4 separate regions of the Homo sapiens genome follow, and regions 1, 2 and 3 are each linked to region 4. Evidence: read pairs that join two places in POLR2A ChIA-PET (ENCODE). Cell type or tissue: HepG2. All regions are shown on one strand. Each heading gives the region's core, and the rest is flanking DNA. Links, peaks and the distances in the headings are about the cores only. Region 1 has its middle 12 kb from the start of CPPED1. Region 2 overlaps CPPED1 (calcineurin like phosphoesterase domain containing 1). Region 3 overlaps CPPED1 (calcineurin like phosphoesterase domain containing 1). Region 4 has its middle 3.1 kb from the start of SNX29-AS3.

Region 1 (4,811 bases), core at 332-4,331, 200 kb after region 4:
ACCTCCCTCACAATTTGCCCACAAGGAAATTCCTTGTGGACAAAGGACAGATATAACTCAGTCATCCCTCTGCTCATATGAGATAAATGCATATCTGACTGCTTCCTCTGCCGCTTTCTTCCTTCCTTCCTTTTTTTTTTTTTTGTTTTAGATGGAATCTCCCTCTGTTGCCCAGGCTGGAGTGCAATGGCGCAATCTCGGCTCACTGCAACCTCTGCCTCCCAGCTCCCAGGTTCAAGGGATTCTCCTGCCTCAGCCTCCCAAGTAGCTGAGATCACAGGCATGTCCCACCACGCCTGGCTAATTTTGTACTTTTAGTAGAGACGGGGTTTCACCATGTTGGTCAGGCTGGTTTTGAACTCCTGACCTGAAGTGATCCACCCAACTTGGCTTCCCAAAGTGTTGGGATTACAGGTGTGAGCCACCACGCTGGGCTTTTTCAAGTGATTCTCCTGCCTCAGCCTCCCAAGTGACAAGGGGGCTGGGCATGGTGGTTCACATCTGGGATCCCAGCATTTTGGGAGGCCAAGGGAGAGGATCATGTCAACCCAGGAGTTCGAGGCCAGCCTGGGCAACATAGCAAGACCCCATATCTACAAAAAATACAAAAATTAGCTGGGCATGGTGGCACATGCCTGTAGTTCCAGCTACTCTGGAGGCTGAGGGGAGGGCATCATCTGAGCCCAGAAAGTCAAGGCTGCAGTGAGTCGTGATGAGGCTACTGCCCTCCAGCCTGGGAGACAGAGTGAGGCTCTGTCTCAAAAAAAAAAAATTATTTTGTGTATCTGAAATACCAATTTAATTGAGCATTCATATTGTATCTGGCACCCGTAGGCTAGTATCTACCATATTGGACAGCACACATGTGGAACATTCCCATCGATGCAGAATTTCTATTGGACAATGCTGATTCAGAACATTCATGAATAACCTGTAGCCAGTGAATCTTTCCTGTTGCTTCGGTTCTTCTGTCCGATGGCCTACCTCTGGCATGTGGGACAGAACAGCCGTAAGTATGCTCACCTTCTCAAATGCAGTTCTCAGCCTTGGAAGCAGATAGTACTAATTGTTCCAACTATTTTTCATCCAGAAACTTGAGTTTAACTTACCATTTAGGCTTTCTTTTCTACCTCCCCTATATTGCTTAACACTCCCTTGTAAATTACTTTCTGGATGATAGTGGAGCTTACTGTTAACTTTTTTCTTCTTCTCCTTTTTTTTTTTTTTTTTTTTTTTTAAGACAGAGTTTCGCACTTGTTGCCCAGGCTGGATGCAGTGGCACGATCTCGGCTCACTGCAGCTTCCGCCTCCCAGGTTCAAACGATTCTCCTGCATCAGCATCCCAAGTAGCCAGGATTACAGGCACCCACCACCACGCCTGGCTAATTTTTTGTATTCTTAGTAAAGACGGGGTCTCATCATGTTGGCCAGGCTGCTCTCAAATTCCTGACCTCAGGTAATCCACCCGCCTCGGCCTCCCAAAGTGCTGGGATTATAGGCATGAGCCACCGTGCCAGGCCAACTTTCTAATCTTCATTTTTTTTTCATCTGAATAATGAACCCAGCCTCCTGAAGCATTTAAATATTTTGCAATTGTTCTCTTGGGTTGTGAAATGAACTTTTCCCCCTTTTTCAACAAGAATAAGAATATTCCTGAAAGCTCCACTCCACTGAACTCAATTGTGCATTGACCGTACAACTTAAGCTCTTTGCAGAGGTATGAGCTCCCCAAGGCTTATGTATCCATTAGAATACACCAAGTGTCCAGAACAGGACCTGACACATAGGAAGCCCTTAATGAATACAAAGCCCTTAATAAAAAGACCCTAATCAAAGTGGAATTTGCTTCTCGGTTAAACTTACTAATGTTGAGAATCCCAAGGGCAGATTCCAAATTCCATTTAGTTTCTCCATGAATCTTGGTATTGGATGAGTTTACAATGAATAACAACAACAGAATTTTACATACTTCAACCCCCACCTCTTGCCTTGCTGTTTGTCATATATTCTTGCAAAGTAACTGTAGTCTGTTCTGGCCCTCTCAGGATGACATTTTTGTCACTGGGGGCCAGGGCAAAATTGAAAGCCACCAGTTTTGTCGGAAAACACTGTTGATACATGCAACCCTTTCTGCGTTTCATTTTCTTTCTCTATCTTCCCCCTGCTGGGCACTGTTTGATTGAAACCAAATCCTGTGTTTGCTAACATCATAACTGTGCTTTGTTTCCTAAGAGAAGGAACACATGTCTGAATCTGTCAGCTCTTACTGGTTTTTATCTTCCCAAAGCACTAGCTTGGTTTTTTATTGAGCATTTAATATTCTGGACTATAAGGTCTGTACGCAGAGGCACTCCAACAACAGGATTCTGGATTTTCTCTCTTGGGACTCTGAACATATTAGTCTCAATTAGTGGTTCTCAACCCGGGCTGCACATTAGAACCGCTTGGGGAGCTTTTGAAGCATATTCGTTCCAAGACTTCACCCTGGGAATTTCTGATTGGATGAGTTTTGGATGAGACCTCAGCATTGCTCTTTCAATGTCCCAGGTGATCCTAATATGAAGCTAGGGTGAAGAACTGCTTGTCCACACTCTAAAATAAGCCAACTGGCTGGGCGCAGTGGCTCATGCCTGTAATCCCAGCACTTTGGGAGGCCGAGGCGGGTGGATCACTTGAGGTCAGGAGTTCGAGATTAACCTGGACAATATGCTGAAGCCCTGTCTCTACTAAAAATACAAAAAAAAAAAAAAAAAAAAAAAATTAGCCAGGCGTGGTGGCGCATACCTGTAATCCCAGGTATTTGGGAGGCTAAAGCAGGAGACTCACTTGAACCTGGGAGGTGGAGCTTCCAGTAAGCTGAGATCATGCCACTGCACTCCAGCCTGGGTGATAGAGTAAGACTCTGTCTCAAAAAAAAAAAAAAAAAAAAAAAGAATAAAATAAAATAAGCCAAGCACCTGAGTCAAGTGAATGGCAAGTGAACAATACAGCCTATTGCTGCTGGTGTGAGGAGACAAATGCAATACACTGCTGAGTCACTGGGCACTGGGATACATACCTTTTCATACAGAGTCCTATTTAAGCTTCACCACAGTCTTGAAATTTTATGCATAGGATTGAATGATTGAAGAGTGTCTTCAGAAAATTCATGTCCATCTAGAACCTGTGAATTTGATCTTAATTGTAAGACAGGTCTTTGCAGATGTAATCAAGTTAATACTCATACTGGATTGGAGTGGGCCCTAAATCCAATGACTGATATCTTCTAAAAAAAATTTTTGGCCAGGCACGGTGGCTCATGCCTGTAATCCCAGCACTTTGGGAGGCTGAGGTGGGTAGATCACTTGAGGTCAGGAGACCAGCCTGGCCAACATGGTGAAATTCCTTCCTTACTAAAAATACAAAAATTAGCCAGGCGTGGTGGCAGGTGCTTGTAATCTCAGCTACTCAGGAGGCTGAGGCTGGAGAATTGCTTGAACCCAGGAGGAAGTGGTTGCAGTGAGCCGAGATTGCATCATTGCACTCCAGCCTGGGCAACAAGAGTGAAATTCCATCTTAAAAAAACAAACAACAACAAAAAAATTATAGAGTGTTCCTTCTCTTGTTTCCTAAGAAAAGGAACACATGTCTGAATCTGTCAAGTCTTGCTGGTTTTTATCTTCCCAAAGCACTAGCTTGTTTTTTTTTAGATTTTGTTTGTTTGTTTGAGATGGAGTCTTGCTCTGTCACTCAGGCTGGAGTGTAATCTCAATGGTGTAATCTCAGCTCGCTGCAACCTCTACCTCCTGGGTTCAAGCAGTTCTCCCTGCCTCAGCCTTCCGAGTAGCTGGGATTACAGGCACCTGCCACCATGCTTAGCTAATTTTCTTTCTTTTTTTTTTTTTTGTATTTTTAGTAGAGATGGGGTTTTGCCATTTTGGCCAGGCTGGTCTCAAACTCCAGACCTCAAGTGATCCACCCACCTCGGCCTCCCAAAGTGCTGGGATTACAGACGTGAGCCACCAGGCTTGGCCTAGCCTGTTTTTTTTTTTTTTTTTTTTTTAATTGAGGATATAATATTCTGGAGAAATAAGGTCTGTAGCTAGAGGCACTCCAACATCAGGATTCTGGATTTTCTCTCTTCAGACTCTGAGCATATTAGTCTCAATTAGTGGTTCTTAATCCTGGCTGCACATTACAATTTCCTGGGGAGCTTTTCAAGCATATTCGTCCTAAGACTTCACTCTGGGAGTTTCTGATTGGATGTCATGTTGCCCAGCTGGTCTTTAACTCCTCGGCTCAAGTGATCCTCTTGCCTAGGCCTCCCAAAGTGCTGGGATTACAGGCATGAGCCACCGTGCCTGGGCTGATGTCTTTTAAGAAGAGAAGAGGACACACAGAGAAAGCAATGTGAAGACAACCACAGAGATTAGAGTGTGTGGCTAGGATGCATCTATAAGACAAGGAATATCAAGGATAACAGAAAACACCAGAATCTAGGGCCCAGCATGACGGCTCACGCCTGTAATCCCAGCACTTTGGGAAGCTGTGGTGGGAGAATTGCAGCCTGGGCAACATAACGAGAACCTGTCTCTGCAATAAAATTTTAAAAATTACCTGAGTGTGATGGTGTGCACTTGTGGTCCTAGCTACTCAGGAGGCTGAGGCGGGAGAATTGCTTGAGCTTAGGAGGCAGAGGTAGCAGTGAGCTGAGATCACACCACTGCACTCTAGCCTAGACAACAGAGCAAGACCATTAAAAAAACAAAACTGGTTGGGCGTCGTGGCTCACACCTTTAATCGCAGCACTTTGGGAGGCTGAGGTGGGTGGA
Region 2 (4,811 bases), core at 439-4,438, 140 kb after region 4:
CTTCTGAAGCTGGCTAGGGATGCATGTGTATGCGTTATATTAATCTTTAGACTATTTTTGGTGTTTTTTTATGCTTTTCAGTTTTTCTAAGATGCTGAAACATTTAAAACTTAAAAAGAAATTGTAGCCCAATACCTAATCCTCAGTAAGATTTTCAGGACTCAGTGATAAAATAAATGAGAAATGTCTGTGCTAGGAAGCTCTGAATAGGAAGTAAAAAGCAAGCTTCCTAGAGCCACCAAAGTCATAGAATTCAAACCCAGTTTTGTCTGACTCCCCAGGTCAAAGCATTTCCCACTCTATCCCAAATTACTGAGCACAACTTTGCTTTGAAGATTAAAGCTTCCTCGTAATAAACTAGTTCTGGTTTATAAACTTAAACACAATGAGAATAGAGCAGAGGTTAAAGTGCTGTTTGAATATAAAAAGGCTCCTGCTTTCTTTAAGAAAGTCTATTAAAAAAACATCACAGGCTGTAACTGGATTTTGGTGTGAAAAGCATCTTCTGGCTCTTAAAAAGCCTAATTGATGTTAGTTTATGACATAAACTGGCTCCTGAATCACTGTTAGGGGTTTAATGAGTTGTCATGCTTGATAAGAAACTCTTATGTTATCTCCTACTCTACCACACGAAATATGGAAGCTTTGTTTAATCTTGACAGCCCTCACTTAATTCTCTCTAACGGCCTTCTGTTCAACCACAGTTGCCTTTAGATTGTTGGGAATAAATCAATCTGTGTCAGCTCTGAGTAGATCAAATTTATTAAATTCTGAAAATCAGTTAGAAGTCTATCCTGGCAGGTAAACAAATGAATAAAAAGACAGTATGTAATGGTATGAAAATTTATATATATAGTATATATATTTATATTATATATTATGTATATGTTTATATATTATATGATATATAATATATATTTATATATATAAAATCTTGCAAACTAAAACACATGCCAAAAATGAAGTGCTTTCAAAAACTGCACCAGAATAAAATAAAAACAAAGAAAAACATTTGGAGCTAGTAGAAATTATCTATTAAAATTCATCTCTGGCAAGACATTACATAACATATATTAATTAGATTATGTATTATATACTAGCTGTACTATTTATTAATATAATATATAATTACATATTAATAACATTATATAATATATAAATATGTCAATATATTAATGACATATATCTATTTCCGCCTCTCTAGCCATAAACTCCAAACTCTCTTGCCTTTCAGATTCATAAACTGAAGACCGATAGCAAAATGATGTTCAGTTAAGCAAATTCAACATGTCTGAACCTTCATAAATTCGGTATAGTGTGAATTTATGATCTAAATTTTTTTTTACTATCCTATTATTCTATTCACTGTGAAAAATATTTCTTTGAAAAGTTACTGGATTTCTTTACACACTGCTATGGACTGAATGTTTGTGTCACTCCCAAATTCGCATGTTGAAATCCTAGCCCCCAGTGATGCTGTCCTGCAGTGTGATCCTGGCCTCGGGAGACGTCTGTCCCCAGCAGAGCTAATCACCTTTACTCTTTGGGTGAAATTGAAACTGATAATATTTTGATGTCAACGCATCTCATTCAAGAGCTGAGCTGTGAAATCCTACGAAGCCATGGCAGGGGTAGGTCCCGTGCGTGCCCCAAAACCAAGAAAGCCAGGCTTTGGCAAAGGAACAAACAAAAGCAGCAGCAGCAGCAGAGAACAGAAGGCCATGCGGTCCCAGTGATGGCAAAAGTCACTGATCGCCACCCTTCCTGGTCAGATGGCCACCTTTCCTGGTCACTGATCTCCATGCCTAGACCCTCCCCTCCTCCTCCAGGTCTGACTACTCTTCCTGTCCCTGGATTCTCAATCTTCCCAAGTCTCAACAACCCCAGCCACCTCATACATTCATAAATTCCCCCTTCCTCAGAATCCATGTGTCTACCCGCCCTCCTGCCCCTAATGTGAACACACTTCCCGTTTTCCACAGGGAGCCTGTGGTTCTTTATTTGGTTCTTCTCCCTACAGGAGCCCCCTCTCATTTATTTTTTTAACGTCTCCCTTTCATAAAGTGTAGCTTTCTGAGGTTATCCAATCCTATCTGGTGACCGATCCAGGAAAAGAGGAAATGAAGCTGGCCCTCCTGTGTGGCTTGGGGAGAACCTAGGTAAGAATGACAGGCTGGGTAATGAATGGCAGCTCTGGTTGCTTGCAAGGGTGATCCTGGTCATTGCATCACGAGAAAGTCAGTCTCACGGGGGTCTTGGTAGCCCTCCTTTCCAGCTGACAGCCCTCTGAGGCTCTGCACGCAGAGTTTTTCATTTCTTTGTACACCATTGCTTTTTCAGGTAGAAGAAAACAGAGACGCTTAGTCCCTAAACTGCATCTCAGTGATGGAGGGGCACACTCGGGTTCACTGTGGCTTTTGAACCCACCCATTTGAGGGTTTAGAGGCTCTGTTTGATGACAGATGAAATAATATTGATTTTAAAACCAGCTCCACCTCTAGAACATTTCGACAGAGTGTTTTCAAGCCAAACCAAACACCAGATGAAGCCCTCTTAGTTCAAGGCAACTTTATTTCACCAGCAGCTGCTTGTTAGCTGTGGATCTGCTGTGGTGAACACACACAGGGGCGCCTGTCTTTCCCCATCATGAGACGGGCCCCCCATGCTAAAAGCAGTCACATTTAATACACTCAGGGAAGGGGGGCCCAATTTCTAAACCTGATGTCTACAAATCTGATTAAACAAATTAAAGGGGCATGTGCACATTATAAGCAGGTTCTTCATCTTACAAAAGCATCCAGTGCAGAGTCCCTCTAAGGTCCTCCTGCATAGTCTATTTATAAAAATCCAATTTCACAGGACCTTCTCCACAGCTGACAGGCAGAGGCCAAAAGGGAGAATACCAGCTTTTCTTTGGCCCCACAATGGACCCAACTGAAAAAAATGTTAAAGTGTAGCATAGGCAGGTGCTGTGGCTCACACCTGTAATCCCAGCACTTTGGGAGGCCAAGGCGGGAGGATCACCTGAAACCAGGAGTTCGAGACCAGCCTGGGCGACACAGTGAGACCTCTGTCTCTATTAAAATTAAAAAAAAAATTCTTTAAATTAGGCCGGCATGGTGGTGTGTACTTGTAGTCCCAGCTATTCAGGAGCTGAGGTGGGAGGATGGCTTGAGCACAGGAGTTAGAAGCTGTAGTGAGCCGTGACTACAGCACTGCACTCTAGCCTGGGCAACAGAGAGATCTGTTGTACAAAAAATGTGTAGCTAGCAGAAAAAGGTAAGTCAGATTCACTGGAAAACATCTGCTCCCAGGAAGCTGCAGGCAAATGTGGCTTATTCAAGACTAAGGTGAACAGTTTCCTCCTGGACATAAAGTGGCAAAAATGGGGTCAAATCATCTCTGATGGGTCCCTTCTGGCATTGGAATTGCATCATTTTTATGACGAGCATACCAGTGATGCTCATGTATTAATCACTGACATTCTCTCAGGGTAACCTTCTCACAAGCATACAGTATGCATTCTTTTTTTTTTTTTTTTTTGAGACAAGGTCTCCCTCTGTTGCCCAGGCTGCAGTTCAGTGGCACGATCATAGCTCACTGCAGCCTTGACCTCCCAGGCTCAAGCAATCCTCCTACCTCAGCCTCCTGAGTAGCTGGGACTACAGGTGCATGCCACCATGCCTGGCTAATTTTTGTATTTTTTGTAGAGATGGGGTCTCACTATGTGGCTGAGGCTGGTGTATGAACTCCTGGCCTCAAGCAATCCTCCCACCTCAGCCTCTCAACATGCTAGGATTACAGGCATGAACTACCACACCCTGCCTCAATATGTATCTTTATGTGTCTACTTGTTAGGATGTTAGGGCATTTTTGTGATAGATATAAATACTTTCCAGAAGGCTAATACGCATACAATAAAGTTAATTTACTCATTTGCTTCATCATAGGAAAACAGCTAGACACATTCAGCAAATTTAGAAGATATGTTTGGGACAGCGTCATGTGAAATCCAAGTTATGTGGCATATATGAAATTTGCATGGCAGGGGCGTGGTGGGGGCACTCTGCAAGATGCCTCAAAGAATCAGAAGTTGCTGGGTACGGTGGCTCACGCCTGTAAACCCAGCACTTTGGGAGGTCAAGGCGGGCGGATCACCTGAGGTCAGGAGATGACCATCCTGGCTAACACGGTGAAAACCTGTCTCCAATAAAAACACAAAAAATTAGCCGGGCGTGGTCGCGGGCACCTGTAGTCCCAGCTACTCGGGAGGCTGAGGCAGGAGAATGGCGTGAACCCAGGAGGCGGAGCTTGCAGTGAGCCAAGATCGCGCTACTGCACTCCAGCCTGGGCAACAGAGCGAAACTCCGTCAAAAAAAACAAAAAAAAATCGGAAGTTGGTTCAGCTCTAGGCCAGCTGAAACTCATATAATGACACGTCCACAAGACTGGCAATTTGGGAAGGACACGCTGTCCATACTGAGAAGCTGTGGATGTAGTCAGTTATCGTCTTAAATAAGAGTCTCAAACTGAAATTCACAAGGGCAAAATGCTGCAAATTATGGGAGTGATCTGCAACAATGCTGCATCTCACGTGGGCAGTTCCACGCAAACTACTCTGGGGCTGTGGCAGCAGAGATGCATTTAAGAACAGTGAGCCAGGTGCGGTGGCTCATGTCTGTAATTCCAGCATTCTGTGAGGCTGAGGAGGGAGGACCACTTGAGGTCAGTTCGAGACCAGCTGGCTAACATGGCAAAACCCTGTGTCTACTAAAAATACAAAAAAATTAGCTGGGTGTGATGGCACAGGC
Region 3 (4,811 bases), core at 449-4,448, 65 kb after region 4:
CCAGAATTCCAGTTCAGATTCTGGCTTGGCTAGAGGATAGGCGAGGGCGGGGAAAGGCGGGGCCAGAGGGCTGCATGGGGCTATAGACTGGCTGAAATGGAATGACTTACAAAAAATTCCAAGGTTGGCTGGGCGCGGTGGCTTATGCCTGTAATCCCAGCACTTTGGGAGGCCGAGGCGTGCAGATCACTTGAGGCTAGGAGTTTGAGACCAGCCTGGCCAACATGGCAAAACCCTGTCTCTACTAAAAATACAGAAATGTGGATGTGGATGTGGTGGTGGGCGTCAGTAATCCCAGCTACTTGGGAGGCTGAGGCACGAGAATCACTTGAACCTGGGAGGCAGAGGCTGCAGTGAGCTGAGCTCGTGCCACTGCACTCCAGTTTGGTGGCAGAGCGAGACTCTGTCTCAAAAAAAGAAAAAAGGAAGTGCCACGGTCGTGTATGTGTCTTCCTTCTTGTGGTAAGCATCAAAGCATCCCATCACTTCCGGCTTCAGCCTTTCATTGATTCAAACCCTCTCATCCCCAAATCCTGTTAACTAGCATGGCATCTTAAAGACATTTTCATGGAACTTCTTTTGAGGATCACTTGGAACTTAATTGACCTGGGTCAGCAAACATTTTCCAGAAAGGTCTGGACAGTAAATATTTTCGCCTTTGTGGGCCATGTGGTCTCTGTCACGACTACTCAACTCCGCCTTCCTTTGTAGCGTGAAAACAGCCATAGAAAGTATATAAGCTTGTGGGCATGGCTGTGATCCAATAAAACTTTATTTACAAAAATAGGAGGAAGGCCACCCTCACTAATAAAGCATACCATTAAAAAGAATACACTTGGGTAAAGTTCAGCCAAGAGTTCTTGATTCTTCAAAAGTCTGAAAGTTTCTGTGCTTCTCAAAAATAAAAATCAAAAAACAGTGACAACAAAGGAAAGAGTAATTTGTAGTTTCATTTATAAAACCATGAATGCCATTTCAAATAAGGGAGGCAAGTGAATTGTGTTAGTGAACACAAAAAAGGTCAACTATTCTATAAGTAAGAGCATCTGTCCTGACGGTCAGAAAGAGACTTCTATATCTACTTTAAAAGTGTCCACATCCTTCCATCTAAAAAAGTAACTCAGATCTAATTCAACTGTTTTGGCCATTATAGGTACCTTGCATTTCCACGGAAATTTTACAATCAGTATGCTGATTTCTACAAATAATAAAACTGCTATAATTTTGATTGGGATTTTGTTGAATCTGTCGCTCAATCGGGGGGGAAATGCCGTATTAACATTGGCCCTGCAATCCATGAACATGGTCTACTTTTCCATTTACTCAGGTCTTTTAAAATTACTTTCAGCAATGTTTTGTAAAGGTAGAGGTCTTGGACATCCTTTGCTATTCCTAGGTATTTCATGTTTTATGGTGCTATTGTAAATTGAATTATTTTTGTAATTTCACTTAACAATTGCTTGCTGATAGTATATAAAAATACAATTATTTTTGTCTATTAACCTTGTATCCTGAGACCTTGCTAAATTCATTTATTCATTCTAGTAATTATTTTGTAGATTCCTGGGATTTTCTAAGTTAAAAAAAATCGTATCATCTGCAAATAGGCCATTTTACTTCCTATCTTTATGTTTCTTATTTCTTTCTCTTGCTTTTTGCAATAGTTAGGATCTCCAATACAATGTTAAAAAGTATTGGTGAAAATACTCTTTTTCTTGTTGGTTATAAATTTAGTTTTCATATTCCTATTTTTTAGACTTTTGATATGACTGCTAAATTATTCTTCAGAAAAACATAATCAATTTAAATACCCAACAAGGATTTGAGAGTTTGATCAGTGAAAGCTCATTCTTTGGTGATCTCACAAAAGCCTTGCAAAGATTAAAAGGGAAACTCCTCAGGAGGACCTAAAGTAAATATTTGTTTATCCAGAACTTCTGAGTAACTGCTATCCTCCCCATTCGTTTTTCATGCTGGATAATCCCTTTCATCTTCCTCTGAACAAAGCAGGTTCACGGACTTACTATGGTTGGACGTGTGTGTAAAGAGTAGGTGGATATTCTTTTTACTATTCCTTTTCTTGCATCTTTTCTGTAAGCTTGAAAATATTTCCAAATAAAATGTAAAACAAAAACAAAAACAAAAACAATGCATACTTGTTAAATTAAACCCAAATGTTGTAAAAATACAGAATATCAAACAAAAGAAAGTGGGAGGAGGGAAATTTCTTGAAATCCCTATTCCTGTTTTAGGAGTTTAGTGTGTATTTTCCAGATAATTTAAATGTGTATACTACTATATATGTTAGATATAGATCTAAAGAAACATATATACATACACAAAATTTCACAAAAATGGAATAGGCTACATACAGATTTGCAACTTGCTTTTATATATTCGACAATGTATCTTTTACTTATTCCATTCAGGATATGCTGCCCTATTTTAGAGCTACTCACTAACATCCTGAAAACTGTATTTCTGATGTTGGGGCTCAGAAATGGTACCCCAAAACATGGCACTTTGACACGCTAAACTAAAGCAGCAGCCTCAAGGTCTCTCTGACCTTCCCTCCCCAAGAGCAGTGACAGACTGTCTCTGGAATTTCCTTATCTGACTAAGGAGATGTCTTTCTAAAAGAAATGCAATTATCTTAAGAATCCCTCCCTAGGAATCTCATCAAATAACCGAGAAAGATTAGCCAATGGAAAAGAGAAGAGACTAAAAGTCATCACCATGCCCAGACAGACTTTTCTTCCATTCTTCTGAGAGTAGCTCCAAGAGATTACCTGGGAGACTTTATCTACATAATAAGACAACCTTTGTTCACAATGCAGTTCTGCCTCTTACCTTCCCATAACTTACTGGTCCCATTCAGTTTCCTAAAAAAATCATTTAGAAGGTAATGTCTGCTTCCTAGGCCCATTCAATTCCCCTAAAAATCATTTATGACTGCTCAAAATTGCCTGCATTTCTCCCATCTCCCTCTCCCCTATGAATAGGGTATATAAGCTTCAACCATTTGCCCCGAGTCTTATATATTGTATGGCTCTCAAGTTCAGCACATTAATAAATCTGTATGCATTTTTTCCTGTTCACCTGTTTATTGTCAGTTCATTTCGACAGTGAACCTTCAGAAGGTGGAACAAAAGCTTTCCCTCTGCCCCCACACTGCTATGTAAAATCTAGGTTGCCGGATGATCAATCTGTATCTTAATAATAAAAATACTGTAAACTGGGAGGTCAGGAGAGTTCAGAGCCTTTCAGCCCTCTAAGGACTACTCACATGCATGGGGACACACATAGTTACTACAGCTTCTCAGAGAGCATCCAGATTCAGGGGGCAGAGACAGCCCCCAGGGAAGAAGGAGTCTTGTCTGCACAGCCCCTCTGATCTGGGTCTTGGGGGAGAAGCCCAACTACTCCTGCTTGCTGTATCATCAGCATGAGAAGAGAGACACTCTCAGGTTACGGAGTGCCTAAGCCAAGCAGCTCTGCCCCTGTGAGACCTGGGGTGGGCTGTAGGGGCAATATCTCCTTCTGGAGCTAAGCCTCTCAAAGGTTTCACTGTGATGGGTCCACGTGCTCCTGGGCTGAACCCTGCTGGAAACCTGGGTTCAAGCCTCATCTCCTCTGATGCATGTGACATTAACACCTATACACTTGGTCATTTCAGGCATTTGTTCACATGTCTGGTCCATGTGATATAAAGCATCTGGTTTATCTTAGGATTCATAGCCTCCTCTTGAGATTCTCTTCCTCTTTCTTTCTTTTTAATGTTTTGCTTGGGTAGGAAGCAATGGCCCAGTTGTCAAAATGACCTTTACCTAAAGCCAGCTCATACTCTAAAACCTGAAGAGATTTCTTTGCTTTAAGGATTCCTCCCCCGACCCCCGTTTCCCCCCGTAAAGAATAGCCATGCGTTATTATTTCAATGTGCCCCCCAACGTTTAAGTGTTATAAACTTAATCCCCAGGGTAACAGCGTTGGGAGATGGACCTTTAAGAGATGATTAGGTCACGGGGGCTCTGCCCTCAAGAATGCATTAATGCTGTTATCAGAGAAGTGGCTTCCTGATTTTAAAACAAGGATGAATTTGGCCAGGCCCCTTTCCTCCTCACTCTTGCCAGGGATGCCCCAACAAGAAGGCCCTCACCAGATACAGCCCCTTGACCTTGGACTTCCCAACCCCCAGAACTGTAAAAAATCAATCTCTGTTCTTTATAAATTACCCAGGCTCAGGTATTCTGTTATAGCAGCACAAAACGAACTAAGACACCATGTAAATTACACTTTTCATACCTCACCTGATTAACGATTCACAAAAATTATATTCTTCCCTTTTCAAAGCTCCTCTTAATTAAAACTAAGAATGTGGGAGATGGGGATGGCACAGAAGTGGCCTAGAAAACACCTAGGGCTGTGCATTCTCGGCTTCATTAGGATGTAAGTAGTTCTGCAGCAAAAGGTTTGAGAAAGAGTGGATGGAAGAGGTTCAGTGGTCACAGTTATCACACCAACACCTGGAGGCAGCTGAGGGGGGCCCACATTCCCGTTCATAAAATGACGTTTCCCACTTCCACCCACCGCATCTGCATCCGACTTAGAATCAGAAAGGACATGGGGATGTGCTCTCACACTCCAGGGCAAAGAGCAGAATTGGGAAATAATTACTCTCCAGGGGCTAGAGGTGGCTGGCTGCCCACTTGAGTCCACAGCCTTGAGAGTGTGATTACAGCATAGCATCACTTCCCTATCCTGGACTCGAGGATTAGTTATGCTCCTCCAACCCCCAGACTCACTGCCGTTTA
Region 4 (4,811 bases), core at 448-4,447:
CAATGCAATAAAAAAAATGAGGCTGCTTTGGTCGAAAAGGGAGGTAACAATGTTACAGGCAAGGGGTCCTGATCCAGACCCCCAAGAGAGGCTTCTTGGATCTCGTGCACAAAAGAATTCAGGGGCAAGTCCACAGTGCAAAGCAAAAGTATGTTTATTAAGGAAGTAGCCTAAGTACTGTTAGCCATAGAGTAGGGCATTCCCAAAAGAAAGGGGAATGCATCCACTCTAGGTACAATGCTTGTTTATAGAGAATAAAAAAGATCATGAGGGGCCGGGCATGGTGATTCACGCCTGTAATCCCAGCACTTTGTGAGGCTGAGGTGGGGGGGATCACTTGAGGTCATGCGTTTGAGACTAGCCTACACAACATGGTCAAACAGTCTGTACTAAAAAATACAAAAATTAGCCAGGGGTGGTGGCACGTGCCTGTGCGCCCAGCTACTTGGGAGGCTAAGGCAGGAGAATTGCTTGAACCCGGGAGGTAGAGGTTGCAATGAGCTGAGACTGCACCATTGTACTCCAATCTGGACAACAGAGCAAGACTGCATCAAAAAACAAAACATCTTGATGAGAGACATGCTCTGCTACAAGGATTTGTAATAATTCTTAATTACTACATTTTACAAGAATCAGTATTATCTTCGAAGCGAAATTACGAATCCTTCTGTTCAAGGTATCAGGATAACATGACACTCCCACATCTGGGTCTCTTTAGTAAGCATTGAAGGATGTAATACCTCTTCCAAGATTTTAGCCTGTCAATTGTTAAGTACAATGAGTTCTGACATCCCATCCAAAGAGCCAATCTATCAGTACACGTTCGGCTCCCGTTTTGTCCATTTTAAAGTTTAACTTCCTCGTTCTCATCTCCTTGCCCCTAGTTTCAGTAAACAAGCTTTTCCACCAGTTCTAATCAGTAGGTCACATGTGTTGCCCTGGTCACCTACTCCATCCTGAGTCAACGCTGGTTACCTGCTCTGACTTCAATCATCGTGAGTCACCGGTTCTGTAGCAGTCATTCCTGCTTCTCAGACTTGTACCCACTGCTCTTTAAAATAGCCATTCGGAATTAGCTTACACTGTGGTCCAACCCTAGCCAATAGGGGAATGACAGCAGTAGAGGCTACCTGTCTCAGAAATAAGAACCCCTTCCTCTCCCTTGGTTCAGCTGTGCTCTCGCCATTGCTCCATCTGTAAGTCACCCTTCTATAGAAGTAAAATTGCCTTGAGGAAATTTTCAAGTGCTATTTCTTTTGTGGCATCAATAATTTTTAAGTGTTATTAATCTGTTCCCTTAACCAGAAACATCTAGAGGCCAAGAATAGCTACCAGTCCAGAATGCCGCCTCCCAAGTTCCAGCCTCATTTTCCTAGCCCTCATTCAGGACGGAGTTGCTCTGGTTCGAATGCCTCTGATAACAGACCCAAGAAGTTTCTTACTCATTCCCCCGTCTCCCCAAAGCCCACCCCCGCTGCTTAAAAAAAAAAAAAATTCACTGGGCTACTACATGGTGCTTGAGGTTGAAGTCTTTGAGCCTTGAGATTGTCATTTCAATGCAAATGTTTGTAAATTAGATGAAAGTCACAGATCAAGCCAGATAGAGGGGGAAGAATAGGGGATGTAGACCTTGGCCATGCTCCCAAGGAGAACGGCGGCAGACCAGCAGATGTTAATCATTAATCCGACAAACATTTCGATGCCTCTGCCCTTTGAACTCAAGGGCTGAAGGACAGGGACCAAGACAGGATGCTTGTTCCTTTTCTTTCCACGCCTTCCACCACCTCTTTGTTAAATATAGTGAACTCCAAGTTTCTCTTCAAAGAATCATTATGTCAGTATGTTCAGCTCTCTCATTCTTTGTTCTCCATTTTAACGTTTTTTGTGGTTTTCCTTCACCCCCTTGCCTCTAGATTCAGTGAGCAACTTTCCCACCAGTTCTAATCAGTAGTTCACATCTGTTCCACTGGTCACCTGCTTTGACCTGAGTCACCCTGGTCACCTGCTGTGTCCTGACTCATCCTTAGTCACCTGTTCTGTAACCGTCTTTCCTGCCAAGCTACTCACCCCCACCACTCCGACTCATACCCCTGGCTTTCTTTAAAATAGGCAATCGGAATTAGCTTAGACTGTGTGGTCCGACCTTAGCCAATAGGGGAATGACACAGCAGTAGGGGCTACCTACATCAGGAATAAAAACCCCTTCCCATCCCTTGTTCAGGTATGCCCTCAGTATTGCTCCACTCACGAGTTGCACCCTTCTATAGAAGTAAAAGCTGCAGAAAGTTAAATTTACATTTCAGTGCTATTTCTTTTATGGCACCGATTATTTATAACATCTTGGTCCATGAGAAGCCTTGTGACAGCCACTGTGTTTGGAATCCACTCTCCAAAAAGAAAAGCATCGTGCTCAGGGCCAAAGCTGCAATCATGCACGTGTGCTCTCCTTGGGCACATCGTCTCTTTTCAGACAAGGTTATGCATTATCAGTTTATAACTTGAAATCACAGAAAGAGAACGTTGATTCTGCAGTAACAGTAAGTGTTTAACCGTGTATACTAAAATCTTCATGTGAGAGTCGCAGTTCTCTCATGAATATACCTTGCATTTCACAGTCAGCCAAGTTGGCTCAAGACTCAGGGTAATAAACTCTAAATTACGGTAAGTCTTTAAGTTACATTGAAAAAACCACCAAAAAAAAGAACTTAAAGTCAGAAGAATGGAACCATTTGTCTCTTATCTACCTAGGACCTGGAAGCCCACCCCGCCCCTCCCCCACCGCGCCGTCGAGTCCTCCCAGCTTTGCTTCAAGTTGTCTTGCCTTTCTAGACCTGCCCCGTCTTTCCAGACCGAACCAATGTTCATCCAGCACGTATTGATGGATGTGTTATGTCTCCCTAGGAAGTGTAAAAGCCAGTTGTGTTCTGACCACCTCGGGCACAGGTCGTCAGGAACTCCTGAGAGTGTCACAGACAGGTGTGTTCAACTTTGGCAAAATAAACTTTCTGGATTAACTGCAACCTGTCTCAGATTTTCAGCATTTACAGATGTACACATGCTCACTCTAGAGCCTTTGCTCTTGACCCCTGGGTGCCCCTGCCTTTCACAGACACCTGTGTGCTTTCTGTAGGCAGATCTAGGGAATTCTCTGGCAAGAAAGCATTTAGGAACCTGCCCAGGCAATTCAGTGGTCAGCCAATATGGGGACTGGGAGTTAAATACTAGCTCTCTGCTTTTACCTACTAGTTACAACATTAAGTCGCTACAGAACACCCTCAGTTCACCTCTTAGTGTATCCTTTGAAAAAGGATACACTAATCTCTTTAAATGCATGACTGGTAATCAAATCAGATAATGCGTGTCAAAGCCTTTGAGTTATGATATGCACATATAATCCATTATCATAGTTCTAACAAGTACTTATCACTGGAAAATAGTAAGAAATCTTATTTTTGCCTAAATGGGGCCATCCCCCAAAGTATAAGAGAACCTTGTTACAGAAGATTTAACTACATTGAACGAGTCAGACCAGGCCTGGTGGCTCATGCCTATAATCCCAGCAATTTCGGAGGCCAAGGCACGAGGATTGCTCCAGTTGAGGAGTTTGAGACCATCCCCGACAAGATAGCAAGACCTTGTCTCTACGAAAGTTTAAAAATTAGCCAGGAGTGGTGGCATGCACTAGTAGTCCCCAGATACTTGTGGAGGATCACTCGAGCCCAGGAGATCGAGGCTATGATCTTACCACTACACTCCAGCCTAAAGCATAGGGTGAGACCGTGTGTTTAAAAAAAAAAAAAAAGTTGGGGGGTGGGGGGGTAACTCAGCATTGGAGATACCAAATGACTTCAGAAAATCCTTTTCTCCCATAAAGCAGAAGGGCCAAAGACCAGAAAAACATTAAAGGAGAAGAACCAGAAAACTAATAATACGGAGGACAAAAAAGAATGACGAAACCAATCCTTTCCCTAGTAATTGAAACAATTAACAAGGATATAGCTGAAGTAACTTGGAGCTGAAAATACTCATTTCATGGATCAGAAAGCATCAACAGAACAGGTGAAAGGAGATCTCTAGCTTGGCAAAGTTCTTATATAATCCTGCATATATCCAGGATAATAAAATGTTAACCACAATAGGCCGCAGTTTTTTTTAAAAAAATCCAGAATAGAACAAAGTTTAAAGGATTGAGCCATGACCTAACAATTTTATGCCACACGAAGCTACTGGTCTCATGTTTAAACAAGACATCATACAAGAAAGAAGAAAAAGTGACACTAACTCAGCCCTCTATATTAAAATGTGACATAAAGCTTGAATAGATATACTAATATCACCCTGCTCTAAGAATTAACCTCCGGTCAATAGCAACTGTATTAATAGCCTTAAGATGTCCCCAAGTATAAAGAACAAGAGACTCATGCTATCGTTTTTGGGTGGTGGGGATAGGGGAAAGACAGGGTCTCCTCTGTTAGCCAGGCTGGAGTACAGTGGCACGATCATGGCTCACTGCACCCTCAACCTCCCTCAACTCAAGGGATCCTCCTACGTTGACCTCCCCAGGCTTGAAAGATCCTCCTCTACACCTCAGCGTCCTGAGTAGCTGGGACTACAAGGCTGGTCTTGAACTCCTGGGCTCAAGCCATCTTCTCTCCCAAAGTGCTAGGATTACAGGTCTGAGCCCCTGCACCCCTCCCATTGCTACTTTTCAAAATTGCACTTGAGGTTGTAGCTTATGTAATAAGAATTTTAAGTAGCAGGGCGATACAAAATTGCAGTTGTTTACACATTATTCTCCAAGCTAGAAAATG

What was found. ChIA-PET counts read pairs that join two places held together with the same protein. Peaks named below come from ENCODE experiments on the same cell type or tissue, not always from the same donor. Only the 100,000 strongest peaks of a DNase experiment are listed, where the experiment ranks them.
Region 1: POLR2A ChIA-PET joins it to region 4 with 6 read pairs; 5 of 35 experiments call an interaction of 5 or more read pairs at or near these places.
Region 2: POLR2A ChIA-PET joins it to region 4 with 18 read pairs; 1 of 35 experiments calls an interaction of 5 or more read pairs at or near these places.
Region 3: POLR2A ChIA-PET joins it to region 4 with 9 read pairs; 6 of 35 experiments call an interaction of 5 or more read pairs at or near these places.

Annotation. Positions count from the first base shown.
Region 1 is chr16:12,813,393-12,818,203 of GRCh38, forward strand. No RefSeq gene overlaps it. Among named protein-coding and RNA genes, the nearest start is that of CPPED1, 12 kb to the left of the region's middle. RefSeq lists a silencer at 3,557-3,757. In HepG2, for the core only: a CTCF peak has its summit at 2,174 (motif pointing left); a DNase peak (open chromatin) is centred at 2,179; H3K4me3 peaks cover 718 bases.
Region 2 is chr16:12,751,757-12,756,567 of GRCh38, forward strand. The region is part of intron 2 of CPPED1 (calcineurin like phosphoesterase domain containing 1); the gene reads right to left. LOC105371090 (a long non-coding RNA gene) reads left to right here. Exons shown (of 3, transcript XR_007064993.1): 2 at 1,235-4,811. Among named protein-coding and RNA genes, the nearest start is that of MIR4718, 34 kb to the left of the region's middle. In HepG2, for the core only: no CTCF peak of the experiment used is centred there; a DNase peak (open chromatin) is centred at 2,505; H3K4me3 peaks cover 892 bases.
Region 3 is chr16:12,677,231-12,682,041 of GRCh38, forward strand. All of the region lies in intron 3 of CPPED1 (calcineurin like phosphoesterase domain containing 1), which reads right to left. Among named protein-coding and RNA genes, the nearest start is that of MIR4718, 41 kb to the right of the region's middle. In HepG2, for the core only: no CTCF peak of the experiment used is centred there; a DNase peak (open chromatin) is centred at 1,951.
Region 4 is chr16:12,611,833-12,616,643 of GRCh38, forward strand. No RefSeq gene overlaps it. Among named protein-coding and RNA genes, the nearest start is that of SNX29-AS3, 3.1 kb to the left of the region's middle. RefSeq lists a cis regulatory region at 774-1,153 and enhancers at 1,314-2,513, 1,644-1,783, 1,964-2,123. In HepG2, for the core only: no CTCF peak of the experiment used is centred there; DNase peaks (open chromatin) are centred at 969, 1,689 and 2,029.